Regions from separate parts of the Homo sapiens genome. Here regions 1 and 2 are each linked to region 3. The links are chromatin loops, found by intact Hi-C in ENCODE. Cell type or tissue: PC-9. All regions are shown on one strand.

Region 1 (8,000 bases), 1.3 Mb after region 3:
CCAGCACTTTGGGAGGCCAAGGCGGGTGGATCACCCACCTTGGTGGGTGGTCAGGAGTTTGAGACCAGCCTGGCCAACATGGTGAAGCCCCGTTTCTACTGAAAATACAAAAATTAGCCCGGTGTGGGGTTGCACGTCTATAATCCCAGCTACTCGGGAGGCTGAGGCACGAGAATCACTGGAACCCAGCAGGCAGAGGTTGCAGTGAGCCAAGATTGTGCCACTGCACTCCAGACTGAGGGACAGAGTGAGACTCTGTCTCCAAAAAAAAGAACAGTGGGACTGCATGATGGGGCAGTGGATCACGTAAGCGGAAGAAAGGGAGGTGAGGAGGGAAAGATAAATAGGGTAAGTGTGCAGGAACGTGGGGGATGGCAATGTCTTTGAAGCTGTCTCTAAAAGTTTATGGGCAGATAAATGTATCCTGCAGGCAATGTGGTGCATGAGAGTCACAGAAAGGCCCAGGGGTATGAAGGAAGGCTTAACAGCTGGTGGCAGGAAGGGTACTCAGAGACAAAACTGGGAAGGTTTGTTAGGAAACCATTGTGCCAGTGCAGCTTGAGAGGTGATGAGTCTTCACTGGTGTGGGGGACAGAAGACTGGGGTAGCCAAAGAAGAATTTGAGGAGTTTAAATTCTGGGCAGCTAGGGGAACGTCCCATGGGCTTGTCAAACTCTAATGTGCAACCTACTCAATTGGGACCTTGTTAAAATGCAAACTCTGACTCATTAGGCCTGTGGGGGGCCTGAGATGCTATCTTTCTAATGGTGCTCCCAGGTGATGCCCACGCTGCTGGTCCACAGAGCGGGAGTGGATTTGGAGCCACACTGCCGGGCAGGTGCAGCCCTCTAAGAGGACAGTGGTGGACATGTGATATCTTTGGGTAAAGAGATAAAGGCACCCCCTTTTACCTGGTGAACACACCAGGGTGCATAGCTTTGTGAGCACAGTGCAGTTGGGTTCTAGCCCCCACTTGCCCTTTGAGTAATAAACAATTTGCAAAGCCCTTCGGGACAGCTCTGGTGGAGCCACCAACAGAGCCTCCAGACAGGTCGGAGGAGAGGAGTCCATTTGGAGAGCAGGGTGGTGACTTTAACCTGTCATAACTGAGTTTGAGATGACCACTGGGACATCCACTGAAATGTCTATCTACTAGCAGCTGGAGACCCAGCTGGAGACCTGGACTTGGGGTCTGTGGGCTCACTGATGATATGCCACACAGCGAAGAAAGCAAAATGAGGGTTGTCTGGGAATCATCTAACCCTTCTGGCCTTTTTCAGTGAGTAACTCTCTTCTTCCAACATCTCTGTCCTTTCTGTTGTCTTGCAGGTCGCCGTTCCCTTTACTGAATGTAAGTGATCGTAGTCATTTTTCCATCTCCAAGATGCCAACTTCCCATTCCCCACCCTCCTGCCCCTTGGTCCCAATGCACCTGGGAGGCTCAGAAATCCCCATTCACTGACCTAAAAGGAGAATCTGTCTGAAGCCATGACAGCCTCATGCCCAGAGCTTGCCTCTGTCCTGTTCATTCAGCCTCAGAAGCCAGGACCAGTCTCCCCAGCTTGGCCACAGCCTTCCAGGGCCCAGAATGCCACACACCACTCCCTCTGGGCTCGCCTTGCCTTTGTTTTCCAGGAGGGTTTGAAGGAGAAGAGAGATACCCCCAAAAGAAGTGCTGGTTTGAGCCAGAGAAGAGCCACCTGGTGTTTTCGAGATGTGGCCCTTTCCCCGCCAGCCCGGGCCAAAGGCTCAGGGACCACTGGGGTGTGTGCCAAGAGGGCGGGGATCAAGAGCACAGCCTTTGGGATGAACGGGCTGGGTGGAATCGCAGCCAAATTATTCGCAGCCCCGTTCAGCATGCGTGCGGTAGGGATAGCTAATAACTGCCCCGAAGGGTTATCGCGAGGATGTAGTAAGATGCGTGGGGGTGCTTAGCATGATGCCACACAGGGAGGAGCCCCGCAATCAGCGGCAGCTGTTCCTCTGTGTCTGCAGCCACGCAGAAGCGGGAGCTAAGAAGGGTGTGACGGGAGAGGAAAGGCGAGAAGAGCACCAAAGGGGAAAGATCGTGAGAACTTTTTGAAACTGGGTACTCAACTTCGCCCACTTAGGCTGGCCCAGTCTGGAGCCACAGTCGTCCTCAGCCTTCAGGAAACCCCTGGGGCCTGGCCCTCCCGGCACCTGCTGCTCTCAGGCCCCCTGCCCCAGCCTCGGGGCAGTTCCAGGAAGACTCCCCCCGGCCCAGCCCAGGGCTGCAGCCACAGCTGGTCCTCAGCCCTCCGCACATCTTTGCAGAGTTTGATGGGGCGCCGGGCGGATGACAGCGGGAACGGTTGTGATCACTGGCGGAATCCTAGCTACGGTGATCCTCCTCTGCATCATTGCCGTCCTGTGCTACTGCAGGCTCCAGGTCAGTCCCCGGGACCCGTAGCCAGAGGCTGCCAGGCCACCAGCAAACCTCTTTTTCATTATGGGGGCAGAAACTGGAGGCCGACTTCAGGGCCCACAGAGCCCAAAGCTATGGAATGTAGCAGGCGTAAGTCAAGGAGGATGGGAGTTGGGGCTGGTCGGAAGGGAGCTAAGTGCCCCCCAGCCTGCCCACTCAGAGCACACAGAAAGTGTGCTGGAAAGATACGGGGTCATTGGGTTGTGTCTCCTGCACCTCTGAGATTTCAGGAGCATGGGAAGAGCACCATTCTGGGGAGGCTCTGAAAGCTGCCGCCAGCAGCTCCAGCCCTGTCCTCAATATGATGTGTGTGTCCCTGCCCCGCTCAACTACAGCCTGGAGTTACTGCGAGGAGTGGTGGGAGGGGAAAAGGAAAGCAGTACTGGCCTTGCAAAGCTGGGATTAGAAACTTGTGGAGCAGGCCCCTGGGGTTCAGTGCCTGGCACTAGGTTCTCCATGGAGCAGGGGACAGGGGCACCTGTGCACGCTCAAAAATGCATGGGGCGGGGGGAGCATTCACCCTCTCAGGCATCCCTCTGCCCTTCCGCACAGTATTACTGCTGCAAGAAGAGCGGAACCGAGGTTGCAGACGAGGAGGAGGAGCGGGAGCACGACCTTCCCACGCATCCCAGAGGCCCCACCTGCAATGCCTGCAGCTCCCAAGCCCTGGACGGCAGAGGCAGCCTGGCGCCTCTCACCAGCGAGCCCTGCAGCCAGCCCTGTGGGGTGGCCGCGAGCCACTGCACTACCTGCTCCCCATACAGCTCCCCCTTTTACATACGGACGGCTGACATGGTGCCCAATGGGGGTGGAGGCGAGAGGCTCTCCTTTGCTCCCACATACTACAAAGAGGGGGGACCCCCATCCCTCAAATTGGCAGCACCCCAGAGTTACCCGGTGACCTGGCCAGGCTCTGGGCGTGAGGCCTTCACCAATCCAAGGGCTATTAGTACAGACGTGTAAATCCTTCCACCCCGACCCGCACACACACCCACACTGCTGCCCTGGCGGGGGCCATGGGGGTGATGAATGACCCTCCAACAGCCCCACATGGGTTGTTTCTGTTTCTTTGGCTTTTCTCGCTCCGCAGTGGAGGGTTTACTAGGATTTAAGCTTTTGAGTGCATTGAGAACCAAGACAGGGCCTGGCTCCAACTCTGTGGGCCAGAGGTGGGGGACTGCTAGGTCGAGTCTGCAGCTTCGCCAGTTTCTTGGTTGGGACACTCCTCTGGCAGCCCCAGCACCACCACAACCCCTTGCAGTGTGCCCCAGTCCCCTGGATTCGCTGGACTGCAAAAAGGAGCACCAGGGAAAGCTCAGCAAAGGCTCAGGAGGCCTCCCGGGTCCTCGGGAGATGAAGCATCCGTGCCTAGGAAAAGGGGACAGAGGGCAAGGAGAGAAGTGAGAGCTACAATTCCAGCATTGGAGAAGCGAGGGGCGGGGCGTCAACGGCACTGCTTCAGGACGCGCTTGCTGAAACGACTCCAACAGCTAGTTCACAGCCCAGCTTTGTACGTTGGTTACCATAGCTACTGCTGTCACTGTAGCTGCTCCCGTAGGGTCGTTGATTCCTGAACGTATCACATCTCACCTGCCCCCTTCCTCGTGGGACGTGTCAAGTTGACTTTAAAGCCTAAGGTGGCTTGTGGGGACTGCACCAGAAAGTGTCTAACCTTGTGTTCCCCGAAATCCTTTCTCTGACTTAGGAACCAGCGCCCCCTGCTGGAGAAGTTTTTTCATTTTGTTAGCCGACTTCTGGTAGCTTAGCAAAGAGACCAGCTGACTGTCTCTCGGCCCAGCCCACCACGCCGAGTAGCTTGTGTGGATGCAGTCCTGTGAGGGTGTGCATAACCGTTCCCAGGTGTACGCACGCGCGCGCGCGCGCACAGACACACACACACACACACACACACACACACACACACAGTAACCACGGGTAGGCACCAGGGGCTTTGTACATTCAGGAGCTGCAGAGAGGAAAGGTCTCCCATGTACCAGAGAAGGAAAAGTCTGATCCCGAAACAGCTTGAACGAAAGGTGGTTAACACGTGACCAATCCCCATGGCAGACAGCGGGCTGGTGAACAGGAAGAGCACAGAATCTCTGTGGGGCGATGCTGCAGCGGCTGAAACCACGTCAAGTCCCCCAGAGCCCGGCATTCTATGTAAGCATCCACCTGTGACGCCGTGGAGCAGGATCTTCATTCATCTCACCAGAGCAACAGCCCAGTCCTGAGGATGGGAGGGACGTGACTTAGCCTTGGGATTCCACGCTCGCCGCCCTCCCTTGGCCGCCCTACTCCCCAGTTTCCTGGCGATGAGCCATTTATTGTGTCTCACACCAGCCTCATTTCCAACTCCGACTTCCTACTTAGAATGTGGCAGTGGCTTTGTGAGTGAGAATCCTGATGAGTTTTCCAGTGGCCTCTGCAGAAGCTGGCCCCCTTCTAAGGGCATAGCTAACCCCCTTCCCACTCCTGAGTCACTGAATTCGAGGAGGGTGGGGCAGGGAAAGGGCTGGCCCCCCTGCTGAAATCTTGATTCTGCATTTGAGGAAGGTCAGGGTGCCGCTGGGGGAGCAGGGAGCGGGGAGGGAGGAAGAGGGGAATGCACATCTTTTGCGCCACTATTAAGGCACCTGTCACCTTACATCTCAATCTGGAATCAAAGTGCCCTGGGTTGAGAAGCAGACCTGGGCTCTGGTCACACTTTGGTCACTCATTAGCTCTAGGACCAGTCACTAATCTCTGAGACTCCATTTTCTCCAGGGAAACGAGGCTTGCCCAGATAGACTAACAACCCTTTAGTGCTCCAAGAAGTGAGAATTTCCGAAAAAGATCTGCCGGCCCAGAGCACTCCCTCTTGCCCTAATCCTGGCAGGGTCTGGATGTATTTACCCAACTCTGATCTTGCGTGCAGGGATGCTTGCTGATGGATGAAAGACCACAATAAAACAAGATTAGCAGCAAAACAATTTTAATTGTCAGTGAAAAGCAAACATGTTTGTCAGACTCTCCTGTGGAGTCATTTCAAATGGTAACTCTTCTCTTGTACCAGGAAGCAGCTGTAGGTGGGGTAATGGGATCTGTCTCCTGGTGCAGAGGGGCAGCTTATGGCGGCAGCAGCTTCAACAAGCCCGTCCCACGGCCAGCCCTAACTGGGCCAAGTGCAAGCTCCTGATGAGCTGCTGGGCCTGGCAGCGTTCCCCACTTCCTAGTGCCTTGCTCCCCTGGAATTCCACAGCCAATCAACCACAGCAGCCGTGTCCTCCTTGCCAGAAATAACATCATTCGTACGTCCTGCCTTTGTAAAAATCAAGACCCAGTTAACCATCACCCACTTCTTGCCCCTGATTGATGGGGTCCCTGAGTACAAGCGTCCTGTGCAATCCCCTCCCTCCTACCGCTTTCCTAGCTAAGCCCTGCTAGCCCCACAAATCAGAATCTGGGTTTGGGGTGCTGGAGAGATGGTGGGCCCCAGCTCTTCCCCACATAGCCCACGCTGCTCAGGGCACGGTCTCCAACCAGGCTCGAGATTGCCTGCCTGCCCGCTGCAGCCGCAGGGCCCCACCCTGTGGAAAAGGAAGCTTCCCCCACTCAACTGCACTGTCCTTTTCTGCTGTCTAGTCTGTGCTAAGGGACACTACTTGTACACTTTTCAAACGGTGCCCTAAATTGGAAGAGAAGGAGGGGCCAGGAACACAGCCCTCTCCGCCGTCTTTCTCCACCTCCACTTCACCACTCCTGCTCTAGACTTCTTGTCTTGCATCTTTGATAACTTGGAGTCATAACCGAGTGGATGTCGGAATAAATGAGAGATTTGAAGTAGAAATCCCACAGGGTCCTTCGTTCTTCACCGGGGGAAGTGAAGGGGGCTGTTGGTGTGGATTTAAGGGTGAAGCCTCCTCTTCAACACCCAGAGCGTCTGTGTTCCACGCTCTCCCTGCTCCCACGGTAGCAAACCTCCACCTTGTTGCCTGGCATGCCCCCATTGCCTCAGTCAGAGTTCAATCGGCGGAGATTTGCTGTTTGTTGGGAAAGTGGCTGAAGGGCCCTGCTGAGGATAGTGAGTTTCCCTGTGGGGCAACCCAGGCCTCGGCCCCTGCTACCTGCCCTTCCCCTCTTCCCAACCCTGCACACACACCTTCCAGGCTGGTGGTCTTCCTGCCTGTGTAGCTCAGGGTAAAATCACTTCTCTGAAGCCTGAGGAGATCATGTCACATGGCCAGCCCTTTGTTACAGGGGCAGCAAGGGAAGAGAGGGGAATTGGGACCAGATCCCCAGTGCAGCCCAGCAGAGACTACAGAAGTGGAGAGGGATGGAGGGGGACTGGAGAACTGGGAACTAGCTTTGTGTGTAGGAGGGAGAATTCGGGGATGAAGTGAGAACGTCTTTTGTGTGTGTGTGTGTGTGTGTGTGTGTGCCTGCACTTGTGCACATGGGTGTGTACGAGACAGCTGCTCTCTCTCCACCTCAGGGCCTCAGGGCGAGCCCTGACTGCAGCTTGGGGGTACAGCAGGCAGCCTGCCCCAGCAGTCCAGCACCCAGGCCTCCAGCCCTGCAGCAGCCTTCCCTAGCACCAGTGGGAGCACAGCTTCCTTCACCCTCGGCCCAGGGAGCAGTTGGCCACAGCTCTGTCACCACAGCTGTTCTATGGAATCAGAAACCAGACCCTGAGGCACACTCATCATTGCATCCATCCCAACCTCCAGCCATCTCCTTTGCCGCCGCAGGGCAGCCAGCCCGGACTCGGCCTCCAGCCTCTCACCCGGCACATCTGCTTGGCCTCATGCTTGCTGGCAAGTCACGGCCCTGACCCAGCTCTTCTCCCTGGTGGCCCTCAACTGCCTTCAGCCTCAGCTCCAGCTGGGGAGGAGGGTGGAAGAGCAGCTTGAGTCAGACTGAGGAATGCAAGAGAGGTGCTGGCCGTCCTTGTCACTGTTCTTTGGAAAATGCCTCCATCAGTGCCTGAAGTTCAAGGAGTGTGGGCTGTTTTCTTTCTGAGTTCTGAGCAAATCGAGCTGGGGGACTCCGGGGCATGCTGCGCTATCCTGGGAGTCTCGGCCTTAGGCGGTTTGGTGATCTTCCCCTGGAAATAATCAGTGGGTCCTGAGCAGCACTTGTAAACTTGAATGTAGAAAGCTGGGTGAGAAGTTTTCATCCTCCGCACTGTTCAGGCCCAAAAAAGTTGGAGGCAGAGGCTGTCGTCAAAGTGGCACATTGCCCTCATACCCGGGGGCTTTCCAACCAACAGCTCTGGCACCCCAGATTCCAGCAGCCCCATAATGGCATCATTCAGCCCACATCCCCAAAACCTGTCCATGTCACTCTGCCCCTGGGGCTTCTGCAGGGACTTCAAGGAGAAGCTTCTTTCACCATAAAAACATCTCACCCAGTTTTCTACGCTCAAATTTACAAGTGCTGTTCAGGGACTATTGATTATTTACAGGAGAAGATCGCCAAACTACCTAAGACTGAGACTCCTGGGATAGGGCAGCATACCCCGGAGTCCCCCAGCTCGATTTGCTCGGAACTCAGAAAGAAAACGGCCTACACT
Region 2 (8,000 bases), 1.1 Mb after region 3:
TTTTATTCTGTAGCTTTTCATCCTCCCAGAACTGTGGTACTACTACTAGTGGTTATCCAGTTTGAAAAGCATAGTGCTAAGCAGGCTCCTTGGAGACTTTTTTGTCTCCTAAATGGGATACAGCTTTTTACATATTGAATCCCACCTCTCTATAATTAGATTCAGGTGACCTTAAGTGGACTTTTAGATAGCCCCAAGCTTTTGGTAACACTTAATGATCTCTGTCTTCCTCTATGGATGACTAATAACTTACACTATATGTAAGTTTTGGCTTGATGTAAAAATGTCAGCTTTCTTTTCTTAATTTTTGCTTCTAAGTTGAAGGCAGTTAGCTCACAGTAGCCTCTGTATGTAGCCACCGGAAAATGAAATAGAAGTTGCTAGTGACAATTTTTCTTTCTTCTTCTATTACTCACAAAAGGTAAAATTTTTACCCAGCCATTTAGAATGAAACAAGGGTCATACTCCACAGGCTTTCCGGTAGCAAAGCCATGCTTTTCACAACCCACTTCAAACATGGAACCACCGAAGCAAATAATGAGCATGGAAAAGACTTCCAAGTTAAATGTAGTGGAGACTTCAAGACTGAATCACACTGAAAAATTAAACCAGGTGAGAGATAAGAATTTGGAGATATAAATATACGATGTTTTTAAATTCAGTGGTGTTAACACTTTGATCTGATGGAAAAGTTGACCTTTTAAAAACTGAAGTCATTCACTTATTTCAAATTTGACTAAGCATTTCCTATGGTTCTGTAGATTAGTAAGAAGTGAGAAGTGGAGTGAAAGAAGAGTACAATTTTATCAACTCCACAGTTTCCACTATTTTCTGCAAATGACTCCCAACTCCCAAATCTGTATCTCTAGTTCCAGTTCCTCACCAAAGTTACAGAAGCATATTTGCAATTTACCTCACAAATATCTTCTGAATGGCTGTCCCTGAGCATAATAATCCTGGTATTTTTCTGTGACTGTAATGCTGAAGGACTTTGAATAAAAACTATTAGAATATAACCAATAAATGCCTGACTAAATCATCATGTTAACAACTTAAGTTAGAGCTCAGAATGAGCACGTGGAAATTAAGTTCAAAACATGAAAATGCCTGATTTCTACTAAAATTAGCTTTAGTAACATAATTTACATGTAGTAAAATTTACTCATTTTAAGTGCACAGTTCGAGTTTTGATTAATATATAATTATACAATCACCATCAAAATAAAAAACAGAACATTTCCATCATCCCCAAAAAAGCTCCTTCATGCCACTTTGTAGTTTCTTTCCCCAACTGCAGCCACAGACAACCACTGCTTTCTATGATTTTGGCTTTCCAGGAATTTCATATAAATGGAATCAAACAATATCTAATCTTTTGTGTTTGGCTTCTTTAACTTAGTAGAATACTTCTGAGGTTTATCCAAGATGTATATATCAGTAATTTGTTCCTTTTTCTTGTTTAGTGTTAGTCCATTATACAGATACACGTAAATTTGTTATACCTTCCCCATTAGATGACATTTGGGTTATTTCCTCTTTGGTCCTTTACTTATAAAGCCACTGTCATTATTTGCATACATCTTGTATGGCCATAGTTCATTTCTCTTGTGTAAATACCTGGGGGTTGGATTACTGCATCATATAGTAAGTGTATGTTGATAAGAAATTACCATTGTTTTCCAAAGTGGCTGTATGACTTTCCTTTCCCATTAGATATGTATGAGAGTTGTAGTTGTTACACATCTTTGTTAACATTTGGGATTGTCAGTTTTAAAAATATTAGCCATTTGAGTGGGTGTGTAGTGCTATCTCATGGTTTTAAGTTGGATCATAATAATCTAATGATAATGTTGAGCATCTTTTCACATGCGTGTTTGCCATTTGTATTTCCTTTTTGAAGTGTCTATTCAAATATTTTGCCCATTTTATAAAACTGTGTTGTCATTGTATTGAATTGGAAAAATTTACATATTCTAGATGTAAGTCCTTATCAGAGGCGTGTTTTGTAAATATTTTCTCCTGGCCGATGTTTGCTTCTTCATTTCCTTAATCCTGTCTGTTGTGGAAAAGTCTTTAATTTTGATACAGTCTAATTTATTCATATTTTTCTTTCTTTTCTTTTTTTCTTTTTTTTTTTTTTTTTGATAGGGAGTCTCACCTTGTCACCCAGGCTGGAGTGCAATGGTGCGATCTCGGCTCACTGCAACTTCCGTCTCCCGGGCTCAAGTGATTCTCCTGCCTCAGCCTCCTGAGTAGCTGGGATTACAGGCGTCAGCCACCACACCTGGCTAATTTTTGTATTTTTATTAGAGACAGGGTTTCACCATGTTGGTCAGGCCGGTCTTGAACTCCTGACCTCAGGATCTGCCTGCCTCAGCTTCCCAAAGTGCTGGGATTGCAGATGTGAGCCACCACGCCTGGCCCATATTTTTCTTTTATTCTTGCCTATCTAATGGATTTTAATCGAAGTTACAAGTTTTTCTCCTACGTTTTTCTTGAAGTTTTATGTTTTCAGTTCTTATATTTAGGTATATTATCCATTTCAAGCCAGATTTGCCTAAGGTACCAGGCATGGATCAAAGTTTTCTGCATATAGACAGTTATTCCTTATTAATTTGGCACCTCCATTCACCTCACACATGTGTAGTTCTATTTTGAGACTCTGTTCAGGTCCATTTATCTACATTTCTGTTTTTGCCAATACTGTACTATCTTTATTCCTGTAGCTTTATAATATCTTTGTCATATATAGTCCTGTGTCAATGACAGGGATATGATCTGAGAAGTGTGTTGTTAGGTGATTTTATCATTGTATGATCATCATAGAATGCAGTTACATAAACCTAGGTGGTATATAGCCTACTACACACCTAGGCTATATGGTATAGCCTATTGCTCATAGGCTACAAACCATTATAGCATGTTATTGGACTGAATGCTGTAGGCAGTTGTAACACAACGGGGTATTTGTGTATCTAAACATAGAAAAGGTACAGAAAAAATACAGTATTATAATCTTGTGGGACCACCATCATACAGGTGGTCTATTGTTGACCATAAGTCATAATGCAGCCCATGACTGTAGTTAAGTCTTGCAACTTTGTTATTTTTCAAAAGTGCTTTGGATATTCTAGGTTTGCATTTGCAGATACATTTAATTTGATACAAATCAACTTGTCAGTTTCTGCCAGAAATAAATAAGATTGTGATCTTCATTAGAATCACATTGGATCTATAGATATGTTTGGGGGGAAAATGACATCTTAACAGTATCAAGTCTGCTGATTCAAAAGCATGGTATATCTTCATTTATTTAGGTCTTTACATTCTCTCAGCAATGTTTTATAGTTTTCAATGCATAAAGCTTGCGCATATTTTGTTAAACTTATCCTTTACACCTTTCATATTTTTTAGCTATTATAAATGGTATTTAAAATTTCTAATCATTGCTAATAGAAAATCAATTGGTTTTTTTTTTTTTGGGTATGTTGACCTTGTATCCTGTGACCTTGAGTCATGGTACTTGATAAACTCAGTTCTGTAATTCAAATCATTCTAGCAGCTATTTTGTAGAGTTTGGATTTTCTGCATAGACCGTCATGCCATCTGAGAGTAAAGACAGTTTTACTTCCTCCTTTTCAATCTATCTGCCTTTCCTCCAACCCTTACCACACAGTGTAGGCTCTCTAGTATTATATAATATTATATAAATGTGAGAGTGGAAAATCTTGACTTGTTCCTAACTATATGGGGAAAATATTCAGTCTTTCATAATTATGATATTAACTGTAGCTTTTTAGATGCCTTTTATCAGGTTGAGAAAATTCCCTCCTATTCCTAGTTTCTCAGAATTTTTTTCCTGAATGTATGTTGAATTTTGTCATGTTCTTTCTCCATACATTGAAATTATTATAGGACTTTTGTTTTTTAAAAATTTCTTTTCTTGGTTTTATATTCAGCCAACCTTATATTTCTGGATGAATCCTGCTTGGTCATCATATAGTATCCTTTTTATATGTTGCTACCTTCAGTTTGCTAATATTTTAAGGGTTTTGCATTTATGTTTATAAGATATATTCTGTAGTTTTCTTGTAATGCTTTTATCTGGTTTTGGAATCATTTTAATACAGGCCTCTTGTGAAAGGAGTTGGGAAGTTTTTTTCCACCTCTTTATTCTGAAAGAGTTTGTGTAGCATTGGTATTTGTTTTTCTTAAATATTTCATAGGATTTATCAGTGAACCAAATTGGAGCTTTCTTTGCAGAAAGGTTTTAAACAACAAATTCAGTTTCTTTAACAGATATAGGGCTATTTTGTATTTTATGCTTTCTTTTTTTTTTTTTAAATGAGCCTTGGTACCTTGTCTTTCGAGGTGCTGTCCATTTCATCTAGGTTGTCAAATTTATTGAAATAAAGTTGTTCATAATGTTCTCCCAGTAACATTTTAAGGTCTTTAGGGTCTGTGATGCTTGCTCTTTATCTGTCTCTATCTCTCTCATACACATATCAGTCTCACTAAAGATTTATTCACTTATACACAGTCATGCACCACATAATGACACTTGTGTCAACAAGACTGCATGTGCAACAGTAGTTCCACAAAATTATAACAGAACTGGAAAATTCCTGCCACCTGGTGGTGATGTAGCTGTTGTAACAACATAGTGCAATGCAACACTTACATTTGTGGTGACAGTCATATATATAGCACAATTATGTACAATACATAATAGTTGATAATGACAATCAACAACCATGTTATGGGTTTGTGTTTTTACTGTACTTTGTACCATTATTTTAGAGTGCACTCCTTACTAAAAAAATTAATTGTAAAACAGCTTCAGGCATTTCCTTCAGGAAGTATTCCAGAAGGAAGGCATTGTTATCATAGGTGATGACAGCTCCATGCATATTATTGTCCCTGAACACCTTACCACATGACAAGATAAATTTAGTATAGCCTAAGTGTATGATGTTTATAAAGTCTACAGTAGTGTACAATAATGTCCTAGGCCTACACATTCACCACCCACTCACCCAGAGCAACGTACAACCCTGCAAGCTCCATTTATGGTAAGTACTTTATACAGATGTGCCATTTTATCTTTTATACTGTATTTTTACTGTACCTCTTGTGTTTAGATACACAAATGCTACTGTGTTACAGTTACCTATAGTATTCAGTACAGTAACATGCTGTACAGGTTTGTAGCCTAGGAGCAATAAGCTGTACCATATATCCTAGGTGTGTAGTAAGGTTATACCATCTAGGTCTGTGTTACGTACATTCTATGTTTGTACAACAATGAAATCACCTAATAATGCATTTCTCAGAATGTATCCCCATTGTTAAAAGATGCATGGCTGTATTTTTCAAAGAACAAGTTTTTAGTTTTGATAATTTTTTTTATTTTTCCACTTTTTATTTCATTGATTTCTGTTCTCATTGTTTTGTAACTTCTGTTTACTTTGGGTTAATTTCCTCTTTGCTCTTAAGGTAGAAGTTTGGTCATTGATTTTGCTCCCTTTTTAATGTAAACATTTAAGGTTATAAATTTCTTCTAAGTATTGCTATAGCTACATCTCCCAAACTTTGATATGAAATTCAAATTTGATAGGAAAACTCATTTTCAGGTCAAAATTTACTAATCTCCCTTTTGGTTTTTTCTTTGTATCATGGATTATTTAGAAGTGTGTTGTTTAATATCCAAATATTTGGGGATTTTTTTCAGAGATGTTTCTGTTCGAATTTCATTGTGGTCCAACAACATAGATTTCATTCCTTATATATTTATTGAGACTCATATGGCTCAGAATATGTTTATCTAGGTAAATGTTTCATAATTCACTTCAAAAGAATATGTATTTTGCTATATTTGAGTATAATATTCTATAAATGTCAATTAAGTCAGTTATGTCATTGATTTCTTTTTAACTTTTTTAATGAACTACTGAGGGAGGAGTATTGAAATTTTCAAACATAATTATAGATTTGTCTATTTTACCTTTTAGTTCAGTTGGTTTATGGTTTGGCTATTTTGTTTTTTGGGTTTTTGTTTGTTTGTTTTATTATTTTCCACAGGTGGTTGAGGTACAGGTGGTATTTGGTTACATGAGTAAATTCTTTAGTGGTAATTTGTGATATTTTGGTGCCCCCATCACCCAAGCAGTATACACTGCACCCTATTTGTAGTCTTTTATCCCTCACCCCCTTCCTACCCTTCCCCTCATGTCCCCAAAGTCTTTGTATCATTCTTATGCCTAGGCGTCCTCATAGCTTAGTTCCCACATATCAGTGAAAACATGATGTTTAGTTTTCCATTCCTGAGTTACTTCACTCAGAATAATAGTCTCCAGTCTCATCAAGGTCACAGCAAATGCCACTGATTCATTCCTTTTTTATGGCTGAGTAGTATTCCATTGTATATAGATACCATAGTTTCTTTATTCACTTGTTGATTGATGGGCATTTGGGTTGGTTCCATGATTTTGCAATTGCAATTTGTGCTGCTATAAATGTGCATCTGCAAGTATCTTTTTCGTATAATGATTCCTCTGGGTAGATACCCAGTAGTGGGATTGCTGGATCAACTGGTAGTTCTACTTTCAGTTCCTTTTGAGATGGAGTCTTGCTCTGTCGCCCAGGCTGGAGTGCAGTGGCACAATCTTGGCTCACTGCAGCCTCCATCTCCTGGGTTCAAGCAGTTCTCCTGTCTCAGCCTCCCGAGTAGCTGGGACTACAGGCACACGCCATCACGCCCAGGTAATTTTTTGTATTTTAGTAGATATGGGGTTTCACCATGTTGTCCAGGCTGGTTGTGAACTCCTGAGCTCAGGCAGTCCACCCACCTCGGCCTCCCAAAGTGCTGGGATTACAGGCATAAGCCACCGTACCTGGCCTACTTTTAGTTCTTTAAGGAATCTCCACAGTGTTTTCCTTAGCAGCTATACTAGTTTACATTCCCACCAGCAGCATAGAAGTGTTCCCTGTTAACCGCATTCATGCCAACATCTGTTTTTTGATTTTTTGATGATGGCCATTCTTGCAGGAGTAAGGTAGTATCTCATTGTGGTTTTGATTTGCATTTCCCTGATCATTAGTGATGTTGAGCATTTCTTCATATGTTTGTTGGCCATTTGTATATCTTCTTTTGAGAATTGTCAATTCATGTCCTTAGCCCACTTCTTGATGGGATTGCTTGTTTTTTTTCTTACTGATGGGTTTTTGGTCATGAAATCCTTGCCTAAGCCAATGTCTAGAAGGGTTTTTCCAATGTTATCTTCTAGAATTTTTATAGTTTCAGGTCTTAGGTTTAAGTCCTTAATCCATCTTGAGTTGATTTTTGTGTAAGGTGAGAGATGAGGATCCAGTTTCATTCTCCTACATGCGGCTAGCCAATTATCCCAGCACCATTTGTTTAAAAGGGTGTCCTTTCCCCACTTTATATTTTTGTTTGTTTTGTCAAAGATCAGTTGGCTGTAAGTATTTGGGTTTATTTCTGGGTTCTCTATTCTGTTCCATTGGTCTATGTGCTTATTTTTATACCAGTAGCATGCTTTTTTGTTGACTATAGCCTTATAGTATAGTTTGAAATAAGGTAGTGTTATGCTTCCAGATTTGTTCTTTTTGCTTAGTCTTGCTTTGGCTATGCGGGCTCTTTTTTGGTTCCATATGAATTTTAGAATTGTTTTTTCTAATTCTGTGAAGAATGATAGTGATATTATGATGGGGATTCCGTTGAATTTGTAGGTTGCTTTTGGCAGTATGGTCATTTTCACAATATTGATTCTATCCATCCATGAGCATGGGATGTGTTTCCATTTGTTTGTTTCATCTATAATTTCTTTCAGCAGTGTTTTGTAGTTTTCCTTGTAGAGGTCTTTTGCCTCCTCGGTTAGGTATATTCCTAAGTATTTTGTTATTTTTGCAGCTATTGTGAAGGGGTTGAGTTCTTGATTTGACTCTCCGCTTGGTCACTTTTGGTGTATAGAAGGGCTACT
Region 3 (8,000 bases):
CATTTCAAATGTTTATTCCTGAATTCTCCCCTCTCCCATACACACTCTAATCCAAGCTCTTAGTGTCTGGATCCTGAGCTATGTCCAGTAGCTTCTGACCCAGTCCTCTTGACTCCAGGAGTTTCTTCTCACAGCCTGGAATCCATTGTCCACGCCACTTCCAGAGATTTCCTCCCGAACTACTACTTTACTCTGCAACTCACCGTCTTGCTCAAAAACCATCCCCAGGGCTGATTACTGGTGGGATAACAGACACACTCTTTAACCTGCCGTTCAAGGCCTTGCATTTCCCATATTATTTTTCACCTTTTCTCCCCCGTTCCTATCTGTAAACCCTACACTCTAGGGTCCCAAATGTGCCCTTCACATTCCCATATCCTTGCCTTCACTCCCCTTCTTCTCTGAGCTCCAGGAATCTCCCATCATCCCCGCTGCACTGCCCTCTGCTCTAACAGCTCCTCATTGACCCAAGGAATAGGTCACTCGGCCGTGTAGAGGTGTTTCCCATCTTACTGTTCCAACCTGCATATGTCTTTCCTCTCCATGCAGATTGTCAGTTTCTAGAGGCAGAGCTTATGCTGTCTTCATCTTCATCCTCAGCATGGTGGTCAGAACCCTGCACTTGGCAGGGGCTGAGGAAAAATTTTTTGGTTGAACTTTTGCTGCCTAGCCTGACAGATTCACATGTTGGCCCTTCTGACCCACTCCTGCCCTCTTGGCTCTGTGGCCTTGGGACTGTGGACATCCCCGAGGGTCCTGGGGTGCCAACAGGGGTCTCCTGTCACATGGAGCCCTCCGGGACTGTGCAGGTTTGGGGGCGATCCCAAGAAAATTCTCCATACTATCCAGTGTCCATCCCAGATCATATCTGGAAATATACATACATCACCATGGTGCCAGGCTGGCAGACGGGATGAGCAAGGCTGCCTCCCAGCCTACGTAGGTGCCAGTTTTAAGAACAGAAGCAAAGTCATCAGGGAAACTGAGCTGCCACAATCTGCTGAGGCACTAACTTCTTTATGGAAATGATGCTGCAGCTCTAATTCAGTGCCGAGGACTGGTGGCAGTGGTCTCTGCCTTCCCCATCCCTTGATCTTTCCCAAGCCCCCTCATGCCCCAGTCCCATGTCACCCAACTCACAGGCAACAGGACATCTGTGTGTGTTTCAGGGACAGGCTTGCCTGGCTGTCAAAAAGCTGTTTCCTGTGCCCCTGGGGAGAGACCTGCAGGGAGCCACCGCCAGACGTTCCTGCTGACACTGCGCACAGGCCAGCTTTACTGGCAAGCTTGTGCTTTATTCGTAGGTCTCAATGTCACCTCCTCTGGGACAGAATGATACTTAATTTTGTCTCTTTTCCTAAAAATACTATTCCTGTCCTGTGTACAGAGCCATGGTGGGCATCTCCCTGACCCAGGCCCCTACTTCTGTGCCATGGGACCCTGCCCTCCTGGACATAATCAGGAGCCGGTTGACTGGACCGGGGTGGATGCCAAACCCAGCTCACCCAGTTGGATTCCTTTCCCTGGGGATTTGGAACTGGAATTTGGTGAGAGCTCAGTTGGCCCCAGAATTGAAGATATGTAACTGGGAGCTGGGTTGCCATCTGCCACCGTTAGCTGAAGATGCAGAAAAAGCTGATCTGTTGGAAAAGAAAACCAGTTCACAGAAAGAGAAGAATGAAGTGGAGGAGTGGAGGGAAAGGCCCTGCAATCCAAAGAGGGGGCTGCAAGAGCCACTCTCCGGGTCCCAGGCCCTCTTGGTCCAGTTGTAGTTCCCACCTTAGCTCTGAGGGACCCCCTGGCCTCTTGGACTATATCACCCATTCCTGTTTAGGCAGAGTGGGCTTCTGTTATCACCAAACAAGCCTTAGCTAAGGCCACACAGAAGAGATCTTGGAGATGGTCTGGTCAATCTCTTCCATTTACAGGTGAGGGGTTTGAGGTCCAGAGGTGTGTGGCGAGGCGCCCTCCGCTGTGGCCAGGCCAGGACTACAGCCCAGGTTTTCTGGCTCCCGGCCCAGCACTTTGCTCCCTTTGCCCTGTGGCCCTCTGGGGCCAGCAACTCTTTTAGAGATAGCAGGTGAGATAGGAGGAGCTCAGAGGTCACAGCCAGCCGGATCCAGATACAAATTGGTGGATGCTGCAGACACGTTACTTAGCCTCTCTGAGACTCAGCATATTCCTCCAGAATGTAGGGGTGATAACATCTAGTTAATAGGAGTGTTGTGAGAATTAAATGAGTATATATGGAGGAATTAGATTTTTTAAAAACTGTTGTGTTGACAGTAACCATGAGGTCAGAGTTGCCTTTCCTGGATCAAAGGCCTTCCATTCACAGACCCAGTTTTCTGACACATTGACTAACACTTATCATGTCGAGGCCTGCAATGAAATGAATTTTGATCTACCTTAAAAAATAAACAAATGACTTACAGTTATTTTGAGAGGAGGTAGGAAATAAAATAATAGGAAAACGTGAGTGGGTGGGGATCAGGACTGGCTATTCTAGAGGACAGGGGTGGGTCCCTTGTAACACAGCATCTCACTCCTGTCAACCTGGTGGCCAATGACAACAGAGTGAGGGGCAGTTGGCTCACCCCAGCCCTCCCATAGGTAACAGGTGCGGCAGCCCCAGGCCTTGACGCATGTGGTCATCAGAGAAACATGAGGGTGAGTCATCTGGGAGCAATTAAGAGGGGAGGCCCAGGAGGAGGCCAGACTGTGTCATCCATCCCATCACTGCCACAGCACTGGCCCAGTGCCCACTCACAACATTCCTTCTCCTGGGTCACAGGCCACAGGCCAGCCCAGAAGGTGGCTGAGGATGGGCTCAGGCATCCAACACTTCTGACTGGGGCCCAGATCCATCTCTCTTAAACTCAGCAGCTCTGAGGATCCCCCAATTCCATGGCAACGGGCTGCCTACCCACCTTCCCAAGGGGTGCTACTCTGACTTGCCACAGTCTAGTCTCAGCAAACTGAAGCTGTCCTTTAAAAACATAAATTAGAACATGTCACTCTTCAGCTCAGAACTTTCCAGTGTTTTCCCACTTCTCTCAGAGCAAAATGCAAAGTCAATGGTTCACAAAGCCCTACAGGATCCGCCCTGCTGCCTTCCCCATCCCTAACCCTGTACAGTATTTCACTTGCACTTTCTAGCCATGCTGGTTTCTTTGTTTTTCTTCAAACACAACACATACCCTCTTGCCTCAGGGCCTCTGCACTTGCAAACCCTACCCCCTCTCACCACCCTGCCACCACCATCACTAGAATTCTCAGCCTTCCAGTCGGCCAGCTCCCTCGCCTCAAAGTTACCTTCTCAGTGGCCCCCAGTCCCAGCATTCCTTATCTCTCTTACTGTCTGCTTTATTTTTCTCTCCAGCACTCTTGTCACCAACTCACATACCATACAGTTTACTTATTTGTTTATTGTCTGTCTTTTTCTACGAGAATCTAAGCTTTTTGAGTGTGGAGATTTTGTTTCTGTCACTGCCATATCCCAGGGCCCAGAACAGTGCCAGGCACTAGCAGGGGATCGATAAGCACCTGTCGAAAGGCCACGTGGACATCAAGAGACTTACCATCTACTGGGCACTGAGGGTTCTGGGCTAAGAGCTTTTCTAATATTATTTATTTCATTTTTTTTTCTTTTGAGACAGAGTCTTGCTCTGTCCCCCAGGCTGGAGTACAGTGGCGTGATCTCCGCTCACTGCAACCTCCGCCTCCCGGGTTCAAGCAATTCTCCTGCCTCAGCCTCCCGAGTAGCTGGGATTACAGGTGCCTACCACCACACCTGGCTGATTTTTGTATTTTTAGTAGACACAGGGTTTCACCATGTTGGCCAGGTTGGTCTTGAACTCCTGACCTTGTGATCTGCCTGCCTCAGCCTCCCAAAGTGTTGGGATTACAGGCGTGAGCCACCACGCCTGGTTATTTATTTCATTTTATACTTATGACAACCCTGTGAAGTCCCTCTGTCATTCTATGCAGCCGTTGAAATTGTCATTCTTGCCATTTTATACAGGATGAAATAAACTCAGAGAGAAGGTAATGAGCATAATCTGTCTGAGGTCACAGGATACGTGGCAGAGCTGAAATTCGAATCCTAGCATTCTGACTTCAGAACCTGTTTCCTGGACACTCTGGCTTCTCTCGATGTGGTCCCCGGCCCGGCAGCATCAGCACTGTCTGGGAGCTTGTGGGAGGTGCAGCATCTCAGGCTCTACCCCAGACCTACTGAATCAGAATCTGCATTTTCACAATACTTCCTGGGTGAGCCCTTCCAGGGCACACTAAAGTCACCACTATAAGCAATGGGATCTGCTGTATGGAAAACAGGGGGCCTCGCTCTGAACAAGGGGCTGCCCACGGCCTGGGGGTCATTCCCCTGCCATTACCGCCCCCCGCCCTACCCAGGAGCGCTCCCCTGTCTGCTGTTGCAATCCTGAAAGAAGGCTGAGAAGGGCTTGGTGCAGGTAGTGAGGCTTTAGGCTTCCTCTTCAGCTGCCCACGGGCCTCTGTCGGAGGGCCAGATTTCGTGTTGATCAGGGAAGGCTCAGCCCCTGCCTGTGTGTGAGAGCCAGGCCTGTCATGGACAGGGCTGTTGGAGAAAACGCTCCCCGTTCACTTAGGGAGCAGCAGGCTGCACCTCTCAAAAGCAGGCAGAGAGCCAATTTGACATCAGAGGTACAGCGCTGAGCCCGGGCAAGAAGCCATTTCCCCTTGACACTTCTCAGGCACTTGGACCAGGAAGGCTGTTAAAACAAAAACAAAACCTACTCTCATTTAGGTTATTAATGCCTGGGAGCCCTGACACTCATTTTATTACCAGGAGCCACCTTTGGTCTTGACATTCACTAAGGAGTGGGCCTGGAATAAAACCAGAAATCCCCATTCTCAGTCTGCCCCAAGCCCTCCAATTCCGAGGGCGCTGTATGTATAAGCTCGGGCAGGCAAAAGTCGACTGTGAGAACACGCCAGCAGAGGGCGCTGTGGCCCCATCAGTCCCTGCCCACTGAACTCTCCAGAAGGAAAAGCGGCAAGGATGCAAACAAGAAAATCAGACCAGACTGGGAGTCTAGACCCTGCGTCCCACGCGGTCCCACCATGGCTTCCTCTTTGGAATTTTCAGGGGGACCCAGGAAGACTGACACCGCTGATCTGTGCCTACAGGAAAGCCAGTGGCCCCTCACAGAGGGATCAGTTCCAAAAGGACACCCCAAATCCGTATTCGGAACTCACAATAAAGGGACTTCCATTCATTCCTTTATTTACTTAACTAGCATTTGTTGAGTACCTGCAATGGGCCAGGTACAGGGCTGGACGAGGTGTTTTTTCCATAAAATGATGCTGTGACAATGGTTAGATTCCAAGTTTGCTGCCCCACCCCGCCCCGCCAAAAAAAAACTGTTTTATATCTTTAATGGAATGAGACTATTTTCTGTTTTAGGGTCAGAGAAAAGGAATAGGGGAAGGACAGTGTGGAGAAGAGAGAGAAAGGAAGGGAGACAAGTAGGAGCGAGAGGACTGGAGAGAAAAAGAAGCTGGGTTTCAATCCCATCATGGTATATATATATTTATAATTATTTTATTATTTTTCCTCCTGAGTAAAAAAAATAGTACCGAGTAGTTGGGACTACAGGTGCATGCCAACATACCTGGCTAATTTTTAATTCTTTTTGTAGAAACAGGGTCTCACTATGTTGTCCAGGTTGGTCTCAAACTCCTGGCCTCAAGTGATCCTCCTGCCTCAAGCCTCAGCCAAAGCTCAGGATTACAGGCGAAGCCACTGCACCCGGCCCTGGTGTACACAAAATACTGAACCATAAAAGGTTTGGTTTTGGCATCATCCTATTTCCCTTTCTAGACCTGGACCCGAGACTTATCTCTGCAGAGCACAGCATTATGTGAGGCGCCCCAAAGCCAAGTGTCTGCAGCTGCTGCTCTTCCCAGCTCAGTGTTGGTAGGAGCTCAATCTCTTAAAAGAAAGCACCCTGATATGGGACAGACCAGCCCTCCCAGGGACTTTGCACATCTTTTTTTTTTTTTTGAGTGAAACAGGGTCTTGCTCTGTTGTCCTGGCTAGAATGAAGTGACACAATCATGGCTCACTGCTGCCTCAACCTCCTGGGTTCAAGTGATCCTCCTGCCTCAGCCTCCTGAGTATCTAGGGCTACAAGCACATGCCCAGCTAATTTTAAAATATTTTTTATTGTAGAGGCGGAGATCTCACCACGTTGCCTTGGCCGGTCTCCAACCCCTTGTGAGCTCAAGTGATCCTCCCACCTCGGCCTCCCAAAGTGCTGTGATTATAGGTGTGAGCCCTTACACCCAGCCTGTTTGCATCTTTTAATGAGTACCCAAATTAACCTCTAATTGGTAAGTTCCCAGGCAGTGGGCTGGAGGGGAGTGACAATTTCAGACTGTGCTGAGGATGGAATTTGGAAGCAAATTAGAGTTAGGGGCTGGGATGGAAAGATCATTGGCAAGTTAGGGGGTTTGCAGATCAGGGGTAAATATCTCTAGCAGTTTTGAGTGACTTCAGTGTCATTCTGCATGTGTGCTTGGGTGAGGCCAGAGACAGAAGGTCAGTTCAGGGAAAAGGCTGGAAGCCAGAGAACTGCTGAGCTGGGAGAAAGGCCTCAAGGTAATGGGGCTGCAGCAGGCCTGACTCTCCAGGGGCCACCACCTGAGAGCCCTCCCCATGCAGCATGGTTCTCCAGCTGGTTCTCTAGCATTTTGCCCTGCAGAACAGATGCCCTTGCTGCCAAATTGCCCACACAGCAGTTCCCTGTGGTCAGGAGAGACTTGCTCAGAAAGTCCTGCCTCAGCGGCTGTGAGCTGGGCTCTGGGAGCCTGGGTCTTTCCTAAAGAGCCTGCTGTAGGAGGTGAGCAGAGCCTAACAGGCCCGGGGACACAGTTGTGCCAGGGCCATGCAAGGACAGATTCCCTTCCCACCGCAAGCCAGGTTTTGCCATGGCACTGCATGCTAAAGTCCTCCATTAGGATGAAACTTAGTCATCGCGCACATGGATCTCCTCCTCTGCCTCCCAGGGGATCCCAATTAAGAAGCCCCCCTGCTTGCTGTTCCTTTGAAAAGTTCTGCTGGCTGTGCAGGAAGCGGGGCAGGGGAGGAGGAGACCTGCCTGCTCACCAGGCCTTGGTGGGACCACAAGAGAATCTGGGTCCCTGTCCTGCAGAATGTAAAGCTGGGGTTGCCCTGCCTCGGCCATTGTGCCTTTGCTAACGCTGAGTTCTCCAGTGGAAGCATTCCTCGGATCACCTCTCAAGTCCTGGCCATCAAAATTAATCCAGAGTGACAGAAGTCAAAATAGGGTTACCTTTAGAGTGCAAGGATGACAGGGAGGATTCTAGAGTGCTGATGCCCTATTCCTGATCTCGTGGTGGGGATATGGGTGTGTACTATGTGTAAAAATTCATCAAACTGAATATGTCAAATGGTGATGCTGCTTTGGAAAACAGTTTGGCAGTTCCTCAAAAATGGAACATGGAGGCCGGGCGTGGTGGCTCACGCCTGTAATCCTAGAACTTTGGGAGGCCGAGGTGGGTGGATCACCTGAGGTTAGGAGTTCGAGACCAGCCTGGCCAACAGGGTGAAACCCCGTCTCTACTAAAAATACAAAAATTAGCCAGGCATGGTGGTGAGCACCTGTAATTCTAGTTACTTGGGAGGCTGAGGCAGGAGAATCACTGGAAACCGGGAGGTGGAGGCTGCAGTGAGCCGAGATCAAGCCACTGCACTCCAGCCTGGGCAACAATGCCAGACTCCATCTCAAAAAAAAAAAAAAAAAAAAAAAAGGAGGGGTAATCTATAGACTAAAACAGACTAAAAAGTTATATCAGCCAGTTTCAACATCTGCATCTCATTTGTACCCTGATTCAAATTCTTTTTTTTTTTTTAGACAGAGTTTCACTCTTGTTGCCCAGGCTGGAGTGCAATGGCGCCATCTCAGCTTACTGCAACCTCTGCCTTCCGCATT

Evidence for each region. A loop is a pair of places that touch in the nucleus more often than their neighbours do. Peaks named below come from ENCODE experiments on the same cell type or tissue, not always from the same donor. Only the 100,000 strongest peaks of a DNase experiment are listed, where the experiment ranks them.
Region 1: a loop joins it to region 3, with 8 times the contacts of the local background. A loop is called at or near these places in 7 of 110 quality-filtered maps.
Region 2: it touches region 3 in a loop (7-fold over the local background); 4 of 110 quality-filtered maps call a loop at or near these places.

What each region holds. Positions count from the first base shown.
Region 1 is chr1:179,810,781-179,818,780 of GRCh38, forward strand. It overlaps FAM163A (family with sequence similarity 163 member A), which reads left to right. Exons shown (of 5, transcript NM_173509.3): 3 at 1,330-1,351; 4 at 2,296-2,410; 5 at 2,999-5,418. The coding sequence starts at 2,318. The coding sequence ends at 3,409. LOC105371634 (a long non-coding RNA gene) reads right to left here. Exons shown (of 5, transcript XR_007066756.1): 2 at 7,212-7,309; 3 at 6,588-7,094; 4 at 4,119-5,747; 5 at 3,515-3,814. Among named protein-coding and RNA genes, the nearest start is that of MIR12116, 11 kb to the left of the region's middle. RefSeq lists a silencer at 2,314-2,539 and an enhancer at 7,740-8,000. In PC-9, CTCF peaks have their summits at 4,158 (motif pointing left) and 4,366; a DNase peak (open chromatin) is centred at 4,211; H3K4me3 peaks cover 1,281 bases; H3K27me3 peaks cover 4,250 bases.
Region 2 is chr1:179,595,207-179,603,206 of GRCh38, forward strand. It overlaps TDRD5 (tudor domain containing 5), which reads left to right. Exons shown (of 18, transcript NM_001199085.3): 4 at 422-612. Among named protein-coding and RNA genes, the nearest start is that of TDRD5, 7.4 kb to the left of the region's middle. RefSeq lists an enhancer at 3,525-3,584. In PC-9, CTCF peaks have their summits at 4,645 (motif pointing left) and 4,845; a DNase peak (open chromatin) is centred at 4,595.
Region 3 is chr1:178,527,508-178,535,507 of GRCh38, forward strand. LOC105371631 (a long non-coding RNA gene) reads right to left here and starts at 5,225. Exons shown (of 5, transcript XR_922310.3): 1 at 4,829-5,225; 2 at 1,506-1,640; 3 at 523-632. In PC-9, CTCF peaks have their summits at 4,984 (motif pointing right) and 5,186; DNase peaks (open chromatin) are centred at 2,674, 3,194 and 4,984; H3K27ac peaks cover 1,915 bases.